2 separate regions of the Homo sapiens genome follow, and region 2 is linked to region 1. The links are chromatin contacts, found by Hi-C or POLR2A ChIA-PET in ENCODE. All regions are on one chromosome and are shown on one strand. The core of a region is the stretch at or near the end of the contact, and the rest is flanking DNA. Distances in the headings are between cores, read along the strand shown. Region 1 holds the start of TMEM161B (transmembrane protein 161B). Region 2 overlaps TMEM161B (transmembrane protein 161B).

Region 1 (5,151 bases), core at 185-2,684:
AAGGTCTTTGTTCTACATTCAGCTAAGTTTCTAAAAGTCATTCAAAAGCCAATCACCACACACATTAACTGAATGTTGGCAATATTTGGCCCTGAAAATATAAGACAAACTGAAGCTAAATTCCAGGACAGAAGCCTCTGCAAGTGAGGGTTTGAAATCTTGTATACGGTGAAGAAACTGACAATAATGAACTTCACCAGAGCCCCGTGATCTTGAAAAACAGCAAAGGTTAAGAAACCCCTTGCCCCCGTTTGTGTTCTGAGAAATTGGCTTACTGCAAAGAATCATCTTTCCTGTAGAACTTAGATAAGACTAAGGGTTGATCCATACCCCCCTACCCCTTGTTTACCTATAACAAGGCCATAACTAGACCCTTCTAATTCCCATCCTTTGCTTCGTAAATGACTTGCTGAAGTACCTGTCCCACAGATCAATCGGAACAAAATACTTATTAACCAAACTTTAAGATTCTCTTCTCTCGGGTACCTGAATTTTGTCCTTCCCTCAGTCTGAAACAACATATACAAACCTCTCCTAACAGCTCCTCCTCAGAATACATGGGCTCAGGGTAAAACATTATCTGGTTACTGCCGGATCATACCCATATTTTCATCCCAATTCCTGACATCTTATTTACCCCTACCAACAAAAGACAAACCCTTTCTGCCTAACCTTTAAGGTGCATGCAAATCTTACGGTCATTCTCCCTACTGCAACAGTTCCTTCAACCTTCCTCCACACCCCTGCAATATTCCTTTCGAATAAAGTCTGTCCTTACTAAACTCGGGTTTTTTATTTGACACCCTTTTCAATTATGAAATGGCTAAGTGTAAAGAATAAGGGGACTACCGTTTCTTTAAATGACAGGTGTTGATCTTATACAAGGAGACCCGTTGTGTCCACCTGGAGAGGCTAAAAGCATTTCTAAGATCTGAAGTTCTTGGCCACTGTTCCGCGGATGGAGAAGGGGGCGCAGAAGAGGTGACTGACCCGGCAAGGTCAACTCTGGGATCACCTGGCGCCACAGGCCATACACAGTAAATGGGCCATGAACAGGCAGGCTACCCAGTCCATACTCCCTGACAGATACGCCCCTGCCTCCGGCCCGCTAGTCTCCCAGACAGGTAGGCGTAATGCTGCTTCCTCAGGGGCTCAGACACCCTGAGATAGGTGGTGGGTCCTACCCAGCAGCTCATCCCAACGTCTCAACTCCATTCTGAGCAGAGCACCTGATGGCTCTTTTCACAGTACTGACCTCCCCGCCCTTTTCGCCCCACCGTTGTCACTCCTGCCCTCACAGAAGAACTCACCATGGCGCCTAGGATAGGTCGTGGACCAGACACCCTGGAGTTGCCGGGGCAGTCCCAAACCTCTTACCTCCCGGTCCTTGAGCCGAGAGACTCTCAAACAGCGAAAGAGAGGGTCTTCCGGCTCTGCCGGAAGTTGTGCGCGCGCGGGACAGGAAGTTCCTCCCTTCTCCAGAGCGCCGTCGACCCCACGCCACGCAGAGGTGAAGATACGCAGGACGTCCTCTAAAGCAACTTCCGTGGGTGCCAGGTTGTGGGCTGGGGGCGGTGCTGACCTTGAGAGAGCGGAGGAGGCGCAGGCGCAGCACAGGTACGTGGGCGGGCGGATCGTGGTGGCTGCGCTTGCGAGGACCCTGAGGTAGATTGGGTGGTTTCAACAGGAACGCATCCACTGTCTGAGAGGTGACGGAGGCACACGTTGGTGTGGGGAGCGGGAGGGGAGAGGGAGGGGGGCGGGTGGGGGGCGGGAGGGGGCCAGGGGTGGGAGTGAGGGTGCGCGATGGGAGTCGACTCCAGACCCAGGTGATTTAGAGAGAGTAAAGACCACCTTTGGCCGTCATTTTGTCTCAGCTTAACTGACGCCCTCTTGTTACCCTCTAGTTTTCCTGACTCGGTCCCTTATTAGCATATCCTCATTTCCACAGACCTGTCCGTCTGTTGCTTCTGTTCCCTGCCTTAGTGGGTACCGTAGCTCTACCCTCCTTCCGGGCAATGGAATCTCATAGTGAGAAGTTTCTTCACTATTCACAGGTGGCAATTGAAGCCGGAAGAACATCTACCAAGAGCAGAGAACCCAGGAAGAAAATTCTGCCTCTTTAATACGTTCCAATATGGACGTTTTCCATATAGATACCTATCTATATAGATAGATGCTCTGGGATCTGACGGTCCTGGACACCTGTATGGCTGTGTGCTGTGGTCTTTGCCTAGCCTGCGGTTCACTTTTGCTCTGGCCACCACCTCCCCTCATGTACAAACCGCGTCTCTGCTCTGCCAGTCTTGGCCCCCGTCAGGCAGCGGTTCACTCCCTCACCAGGGAAGTCTAGATAGATAGATATAGATAGATATCGATCGATAGATATAGATATATATATAGATAGATAGATAGGTAGATATATGGATAGATATAGATATTTGGATAGATATGTAGACGTCTATCTATAAATATATCGATATATCGGGGTTCTCAGCCATCCCAAAGAAGCTTGCACAGGGCCAGTTGCTTTATGTCAGGAAAAGGGACACAGACTGAGTGTATGAGGGTTTTTTTTTTCTATAGATGTATAGATATTTATATCAGATGCAAATAAGTGAAACTCTCATACAACTTTTAATTTTGTGTTTTTTCCAAACTCTATTCCATTCAACTTTTTCTGCCTTTTTATTTGATTATAATGAGACATCGTACTGGAGGCAGGCTTGAAATGGATATACAGAGCACTTTCAACCCAGAAATTTGTCTCACGACTTGGGGTCCTTACTTAAGTTGTAGCTGTTAGTAATTTCATCCATGAATTCACTTTGTGCCATAGTGTGATGTTTTGTTATGAAGTTGGAATTGGGAAGGGAAACTAGGAAGTTTTGGGAGAAGTTAAGAAGGTTGAGTAGGCAGGCGTTGTTATAGATATTAAATTTCACCCTGCTTATCAAAGTACCTGGAGCGTATGGTATCCAAGCTGTAAATGGCCCAAAGGAATCGGGGTTCTCAGCCATCCAAAAGAAGCATGCACAGGGCCAGTTATTTTATGTCAGGAAAGGGGACACAGACTGAGTGTATGAGGGTTTTTTTTTTTGTTTTTTTTTTTTAGTTTAAACTTGATTTTGTGAGGGGACGAACAGCGTGACAATTAAAAGAAGATCTGGGAATCGTAAGTACTGACAGAATACCTGGAGGGAAGGTGGGACTGGAGAATAGTTTGTGAAACAGATCCTGCTGAGGATGAATCCAGAACTTCCTGAAGGGTTCCGCTTCTGCTGTGTAGGGACAAGGTTGTAAATAGACAAGCCACAGGCACCTGCAAATGGTAAGTGTGGTAGAGAGGGGCTGGAATTGCCTGTTGGTGTATCTGTGGGAAGCAGCTGCTATCCTTGAGGAAGAAAAGATGGAGAAGGTAAGTGGCTATCAACCTGTCAGAGACAACACATTCTGTGAAGTTGTACTCTTTCATTTCTGACACTGTGGTTCTTAATATCTGTCCTAAACCTGGCAGTCATTGAGGTTCGCAAAGTATCTCCTTCTATGTGACAGTAAAACTGGAATTACTATCAGAATGGAATCCATTCCTGCTAGAGTAAAACCATGAAAAGAAATCGCAGTTTTGATTATCTGCTTATCATTTTTAATAGATCACAGAGTGCAGTGTTCCTTATTTGTTGTATGGCAAGTTGATGAATAACTCTTGATTAATATCTTTTAATGTTCTGTTTCACACAGTTCTCTCAATTACATGTGAAAAATCTGTTATATAAGTAATGCTATTTAATGATTAAAATGGATATATGTTTTAAGGTAGTGCCACCCAGTCTTTTTTTTTTGGTAGAATAATATTATTATCTATTGGTTGCCTGCCTTGAAGTACAGTAATTTCTCTGTTTCCATTATTTAAAATAGGTGAGTGTCTTTGACAAAGATACAAAGAAAGGGGACAGTTATGAAAGGGAAGAAAAGATAGATGGAGATGAAAAGAAATTCAGTAGTTTCAGCAAGGGAATTAGGAGCATAATCTTTGAGAAAAGTCTTGGTTGCTTACCATTCGGGCTTTGTGATGAGTTGAAATGTCCTGAATGAGAACTGTTCTCAAATGCTTTCAAGACCAACAAAAAGTACGATACCCACACTGACCTGGAACTCTTTAAACCATTAAGATATATCACTTTTTCGCAGTTCAGTCCATATTTTTTGCAAAATGTTCTGCTTAGTTTTTCTGCTAAGAAATTACTGTTTCTGAACAAGGTTAAGTGTCGTATGCTTTCATTGTAGTTTTTTTTCCCCTAACATATACTGTTTTCCTAATTAGACTATAAATTCCTCCACAGCTGGGACCTTGTTTTGTTTTCTCGCCTTCCCCATAACAAATATCATTTAAGTGAATGTTGTAAACAGTTACTTCATTTAAATTGCCCTTAAAATGCTTTATGACAAAGACGTTATTTGTAGTAATACCTATAATGGTAAAAAGTTTGTTGCAGTCTTACAGACGATAAGATTGATCAATTGTTATATATGCTTAGTGGAATTTTATCTAGCTGTTCTAAAGAGCCATTAGACTAGTCTTTCTAATGGAAAATGTTTATTGTCTAAGTTAAAACAGCATTTGAGGCCAGGCACAGTGGCTCACTCCTGTTATTGCAGCACTATGGGAGGCTGAGGTGGGAGGATCACTAGAGCACAAGAGTTGGAGACTAGCCTAGGCAATATAGTGAGACCTCTTCTCTACAAAAAATTTAAAAATTAGCTGAGTGTGATGGGGTGTGCCCGTAGTTCCAGCTACTCAGGAGACTGAGGTGGGAGGATCACTTGGGTCCAAGAGGTAGATGTTGCAGTAAACCAAGATCATGCCACTGCACTGCAGCCTGGGCAACAGAGCAAGATCCTGTCTCAAAAAATTAAAAAGCATTTTATAGACTGCATGTTTGTGTCCCCCCTCCCTCCGCACCAGAATTCATATATTGAAGCCTTAATCTCCAATGACATGATATTAGTAGGTGGGGCCTTTGGGGGGTGATTAAATAATAAGGGTGAAGCCCTGCATGGGATTAGTGCCTTTACAACAAGAGACCCTAGACAGCTTGCTTCCACTCTTTCTTTGCTCTTCACCATGTGAGGACACAGCAAGAAAACAGA
Region 2 (5,826 bases), core at 83-2,582, 65 kb before region 1:
TCACAAAAATGTTACATGATGGTCTGTAGTTTCAATTTTCTAACACATCTTTTAGCATTCCTATTAATGTCTGAAAAATACAGTGTCCTGATTTTATCACTGAAAACGAAATACAGTAAATAACATTTAGTAAAGCAGTTTTGGTGATAAAAATCAGCCCTCAAATGCCCATACTTACAAAGGGATACTTTCTTTGCCCAGTGGTGGGTTCATAATGTAGTCTTTGGTGATTGGTTTTACCCAGAGCAGAACCATAAATAAAGGTGCCAAGAAGTTGATATGAAGTAAAGTTCTGAAAGTACGTAAGAAATAAATATAAAAATTCAGAAACAGCACGTGCTAATAAACTACAGAAGCTGGGGTCTTACTAAAATGGAGGTAGGAGCTTATTTGCAGTATTCTACTACTTACGATACTACTGTCACCATCATTTTATATTTATCATTATGATTTAACACTGATTTGAGCCTGTGAGAAATTATATCATTATCTTAATTTTTCAAATGAGAACATTTAGATACAGAAAAGTTAAATGACTTGCTCTTGGCAATAAGTTAATGTAAATATAGGACTAAAATTCAGATTTGTTCACTTCTATTCTAGTATTCTTTAATAATCTCATACTTTATTCCTGATTTAATAAGCAGGTATTTAATGATTCTAACTTTATATAGTCAACGAATCTAATGGATTTTCAGTACAGAAGAGTCGTCTGATACTTTCTAGGGCAACTGAAACAAAGTGTCTCCTCATTATCTACAAGTAAATGATAGTGATTAGCCAGGTCCATATTACTAGAAGGCATATGGCAGACGGAACCTACTGCAACAACCCGCAACTGAGGAACCTTTTAACGTGTAATGATCATTTATAATTTTTAACTTCCATTGTTAACAATCGTTAAGTGATTCCACATTTTAATTTCTTTTTGAATGAGTATGAACACACTTGAAATAATTTCCCTATCATATATATATATATATATATATATATATATATATATATATATATATATATATATATATATATATAATTTGCATTACTCCTGACAAGGCAATATACCTAATACAGCAAAGGTTTCAGGTCTGCGCTATAACTTCATTGTTAATTGTCCAAGTTTGTATCCTACAGAGATAGATGGCTGATAAAAATTTTTCTTATTTTAGAAAAAACGCAAATTCTTCACCCATTTTATTACCATAAACTGCTTTCATTATCAACCACACTTAAGAGCTAAACTGGAGGGTTCAAAATACACACAAACACCACATTTTAAAGTATCACTACATAGGCAGACAGTGATCTGTGTGAGTGAACAGGGCTGGGTCAGGAAGCCACAAACACCTAACAGGGAAAGGCAGAACTCCCGCTCTAACCTCTGATATAAAAACACATCCTAGTGCCTAGCCATGGGGGTGAAGAGAATGCTGCTCTTTGTGCCAGTCATGTTACTCTCACAACAGAACTAGCTTGCCCACACCCTTGTATCAAGGCAGAGTGCTACAACACAATGAGGGGCTGCAATAAACTGAAAATAAAATAAAACCCCAAATCCCCCAAGGGAAAAAATCTTAAAATGAAGCCACATTTTACTAAAAAGGACACTAAAATGTGCACTCCACCTCCAACCACCACCAAATGCTTTAAATGTTTTTATAAAGTGATTCTTTCATCCCACAGACTGGGTAAACCATCGGATGTGGGGAAGAAAGCAGCAGTATTAGGTATGCAGTGTTGCTAGGGAACACTCTAGTATCAAGGAGCAGCCCACAGCGGTTTCAGTAGCTTGTGAAGGGCTCCCCTCCACCCACCCTTTTCAGCTTATTTAAATCATAACACTGGGGTTAGTGGACTGAAGTGTGTGTGCAGAGAGGAGGGGGAGAACCAGGTTTTGTCTTAAAAGAAGCCATTAGGGAGACGGGTGGTGGGAGAAAGACGGGATGCAGCCAAAAGCACACTGAGTAAAAGGAGAAAAAAAAAAGAAGAGGGATGAAGGAGTGTGTAGTGGGAGGCGATAGTAAGTAAACACATGTACAAAGCTTATGTAGAAAAATGGAAGTGAGGTTAAAAAAAAAAGACAGTCAAAATTAAATTAAAGGGAAATGACAGGTAAGAGAGACAAGAATGTGAAAAGACTAAAGAATCAGCATCATTAAAAATAGGTTTTAAAGAATAGAAATGTTAGGAAATAAGATTACCCAGATAAACTTAATGGTTATAAATACACATATCAAAATGAAATATTCTCAAGTTGGGCTTCTACTGCAAAACAAAACGATGAGACAGGAACTTTGATCTGCATATGATTTGAAGTAGATATAAGCCTATCTTTCTGCCAAGATGTCTACATCAACAAAAAAAAATCTGTGACAAGCACAAAGAATATAGTAAATGGGCTTTGAACTACATATGAAGATGAAATGTGACTTGTCCAAACTAACATATAACTTCAGAACTAAAATAGAATTTGGTAGTTAGAAGTAATGTACAACATATAACATTGTAGAGTACTAACAATCCCAAAATAATGTATTATTTTAATAAGAGTCTAATAAGCAGGTCAGTAACTTAAGGAAAACAAACACCTCTTACATACAACTTTAAGTTTTAAAATGTTTTTAAGTAAAATTTTACATTAAAAAGTTAATTTAAATAGATATATATGAAAATTTAAAACAATATTTTAAAGTAAAATGATCTTATTTTTTAAGGGAAATTTCTATGGATCCTCAGTTTAGTTGTAGAGATTGCAGTATAAGCCCCTGAATTAGAAATAACATAAATTTTGAGATTTTCATTTTAACAGGTAAGACAAATTTAGTAATCGATGATGTATCTTTTTAAATACAAGACTTAAAATTTAGAAGCAAATAAAAGAAACTTGCTTATAGTTGAAAGAGGAAGTAGTGTGACATCAAATGGTTATTAATTTTCAATACAATAATTTATGATTACATTACAATATTATACCTTCATTAAGATGGAAAACATATATTTATCTGCATGTGCTTATGTACATTTTCCGCTTACTGTGTAATTTTTTCTGTTGCCAAATTCAGGGCATCCAGATGCATTTGAGCCAGTCGTAATCCAGGAAATGTCAAAAAAGCCCCAATGAATGAACAGAAAATAGCCAGGAAAAATTTGAAAGTAAGTTTTGAAACAGGACTCCTAAAAATAAAATTTTTTAAAAAGCTGATAAATTTTTATAATTAGCTTTTGAAGAATTTCTTTTCTTCTAATCAATTATCTTACAAATAACAATAACAGTAAAACAAAGCAAATTTCTACAAAAAGATTGCTATTATTCAAGTACCTATAATGGATTCTGGTGAACTGTAAACTAAATGAGGCATCTCTTTAGTCATAGTCACAGCAACCTAACCTACACATTCAACAGGGAATTGACATATAACTTGGATATAAATTTAATCTCTTGAGGGAGAGGAATTTAAGAAATGCAAATTTACATAAGAATTCTATAAAAGACACTAACTTTATATAGTCATAAAAATTATGAGTAAGGATGTTTCTAGAAGTGACAGTCCAACTTAAAACTCTTTACTAATTTAAAACAGCTATTTATAGTAAATACTGCTTTATTAAAAATAGAAAAGGTTAAATTTAAATAATGCTTAATTTTTCAAAAACTTACTGAGATTCTAAACCTTGCTTTTCAAGAAACTGCATCGCACTGTCTGAAAAATTTGTAAACCCTGTGGGGGAAAAAAAAAAAAACAACAGATTACTCTTATCACAAATGTGAAATACAGAATCTTTCCATGGAAATAAAATGTTAGAAAACAGAGCATCTTAAATTTTGAAGTGACTAGCTTAGCTCTTTCATGTGTTAATTAGTATGCCATAATGCAATAAAATTTGGTTATTAGCAGGAACAGTCTTTGAAAACGTCCCTTTGATATTTGTACATTCCATGAGTGTGCATAAAATTTGCATTAATTCTTCAACTATAAGAGTAAACTTTAGCATTACAGAAACTTATTTAACTGTAAGGAAAAAAACGAGACAGTATTTTTGGAAAAAAACATTAATTAAAAACTTAGCTAAAACAAAAGCAAAAAATGAAGATCTTAATAATAAAGGTTAATTATTTTGAACATTACAGAGTATACACTTTAAATTTAATTTTAGATATTTATCAGACATAAAACTTAAATACTGAAGTCAAAAATATTAACACTAGATAAAGCAAAATTGATTTTTAAAGTTGTATGAAACTATTACCTGTTTCAAGTCCAAATTCCAGATAATTTTCTGTTACAATCAACACTGCCATTGCTTTGACAAAGAAAAAAAATCCAAAGGTGACACAAACAGATCTTTCACCACCATCTTCTACTTTAAAATAGTGTGTAGTTAATGAAAATAGAACTTTGCTGCAGAAGGAAAAGTTCAGGAAAAACCACAATAAATTTATAGGAGCTATACACAATGATCTTTATAGGACTTGATTGCAATAAAATTTGACTACAACATTTATTTCCAAGTGGAGTTTAAAACACTTTTAAATTAAGGAAAAGAGCACCCATATACTAAGTTGTAGCTAGGGAATGTATTTCTAGTTTATCTCACTCAAATTTTACTAGAAGGTTATTTCAAGATTTTTATGCAGTATGTTCTCAGTGACATGAAAAGCCAGGGTAGAGGTTATTCTAGAGAACTGTCTTTATTAGGCATGTCTGTTAAACCAGTTTACATTTATAATTAAACACATAACACAGGAATCCTCCGTAATAATTCAACAAGTTAAAATTTGAGAATTTTACTAGTAGCTATTGTTGATCTGTGGTATGAAAACTAAGTGTCTGGGGTCACCACTTCACATTAGTAATAAGAAAAAATCTTTAGAGAAAACAAGTTCCAACTGAGTATTCAAAAACAGCAAAAGTTTCAACATGTTCACCTATTAAAATAGGCTGAAGAGATTATCTTATCTGAACCACCCCAACACACACAAATTGATTTAATCAAGGTTAAATCAGTGCATGGCCCAAAGATAGAACTCAGATTTCCATTATACACCAAATTGTTCTCCTTGAAATCGCAAAACAAACTAAGGTGCTTGGCAAACAAACCTAGAAAAGTAACCTTTACGTAAAGTTTATGTCAAGCATGGAAAATTAACAGCTATCACTTAGTACTTGCCATATGCCGGGCATTACCAATTAACTTTTAATTCTCACACTAACCACATTATTATTGCTACTTTACAGACATTTTAAAAAACTTAAACAAACAAACAAACAAACAAAAAACAACTGTGGGCCGGGCGCAGTGGCTCACGTCTGTAATCCCAGCACTTTGGGAGGTCTAAGCCGGCGGATCACCTGAAGTCAGGAGTATGAGACCAGCCTGGCCAACACGGCGAAACCCCGTCTCTACTTAAAATACAAAAATTGCCGGGCGTGGTGGCTCACGCCTGTGATCCCAGCACCTTGGGAGGCCGAGGCGGCTGGATCACGAGGTCAGGAGATCGAGACCATGCTGGCTAACATGATGAAACCCCGTCTCTACTAAAAATACAAAAACTAGCTGGGCATGGGGGCGGGCGCCTGTAGTCATAGCTACTAGGGAGGCTGTGGCAGCAGAATGGCGTGAACCCGGGAGGCGGAGCTTGCAGTGAGCTGAGATCGCGCCACTGCACTCCAGCCTGGGTGACACAGTGAGACTCCGTCTCCAAAAAAAAAATTAGCCGGGCATGGTGGCACACGCCTGCAATCCCAGGTACTCGGGAGGCTGAGGCAGGAGAATCGCTTGAACCTGGGAGGCGGAGGTTGCAGTGAGCCGAGATAGCACCACTGCACT

What was found. A loop is a pair of places that touch in the nucleus more often than their neighbours do. ChIA-PET counts read pairs that join two places held with the same protein, here RNA polymerase II (POLR2A). Pooled maps may share reads with other maps.
Region 2: a map of natural killer cell shows a loop between it and region 1 (10-fold over the local background). The contact joins the enhancer-like site here to the promoter of TMEM161B in region 1. A Hi-C loop is called at or near these places in 5 of 168 maps with a recorded cell type or tissue (CD4-positive, alpha-beta T cell, CD8-positive, alpha-beta T cell, Caco-2 and 2 more) and 11 of 50 pooled maps. POLR2A ChIA-PET finds 5 or more read pairs at or near these places in 4 of 52 experiments (OCI-LY7, activated CD4-positive, alpha-beta T cell, activated CD4-positive, alpha-beta memory T cell and 1 more).

Annotation. Positions count from the first base shown.
Region 1 is chr5:88,267,411-88,272,561 of GRCh38, forward strand. It overlaps TMEM161B (transmembrane protein 161B), which reads right to left and starts at 1,435. Exons shown (of 12, transcript NM_153354.5): 1 at 1,311-1,435. The coding sequence starts at 1,313. It overlaps TMEM161B-DT (TMEM161B divergent transcript), which reads left to right and starts at 1,472. Exons shown (of 3, transcript NR_039995.1): 1 at 1,472-1,617; 2 at 3,116-3,175. RefSeq lists enhancers at 1,222-1,721, 1,412-1,601.
Region 2 is chr5:88,202,784-88,208,609 of GRCh38, forward strand. It overlaps TMEM161B (transmembrane protein 161B), which reads right to left. Exons shown (of 12, transcript NM_153354.5): 6 at 4,246-4,397; 7 at 3,656-3,716; 8 at 3,031-3,171; 9 at 179-292. Among named protein-coding and RNA genes, the nearest start is that of TMEM161B, 63 kb to the right of the region's middle. Within about 2 kb of position 1,333, at least 3 of the 41 ENCODE cell types and tissues checked have a DNase peak (open chromatin) inside an H3K27ac peak, as active enhancers do; they include CD4-positive, alpha-beta T cell, CD8-positive, alpha-beta T cell and natural killer cell, where a contact is called at or near this core.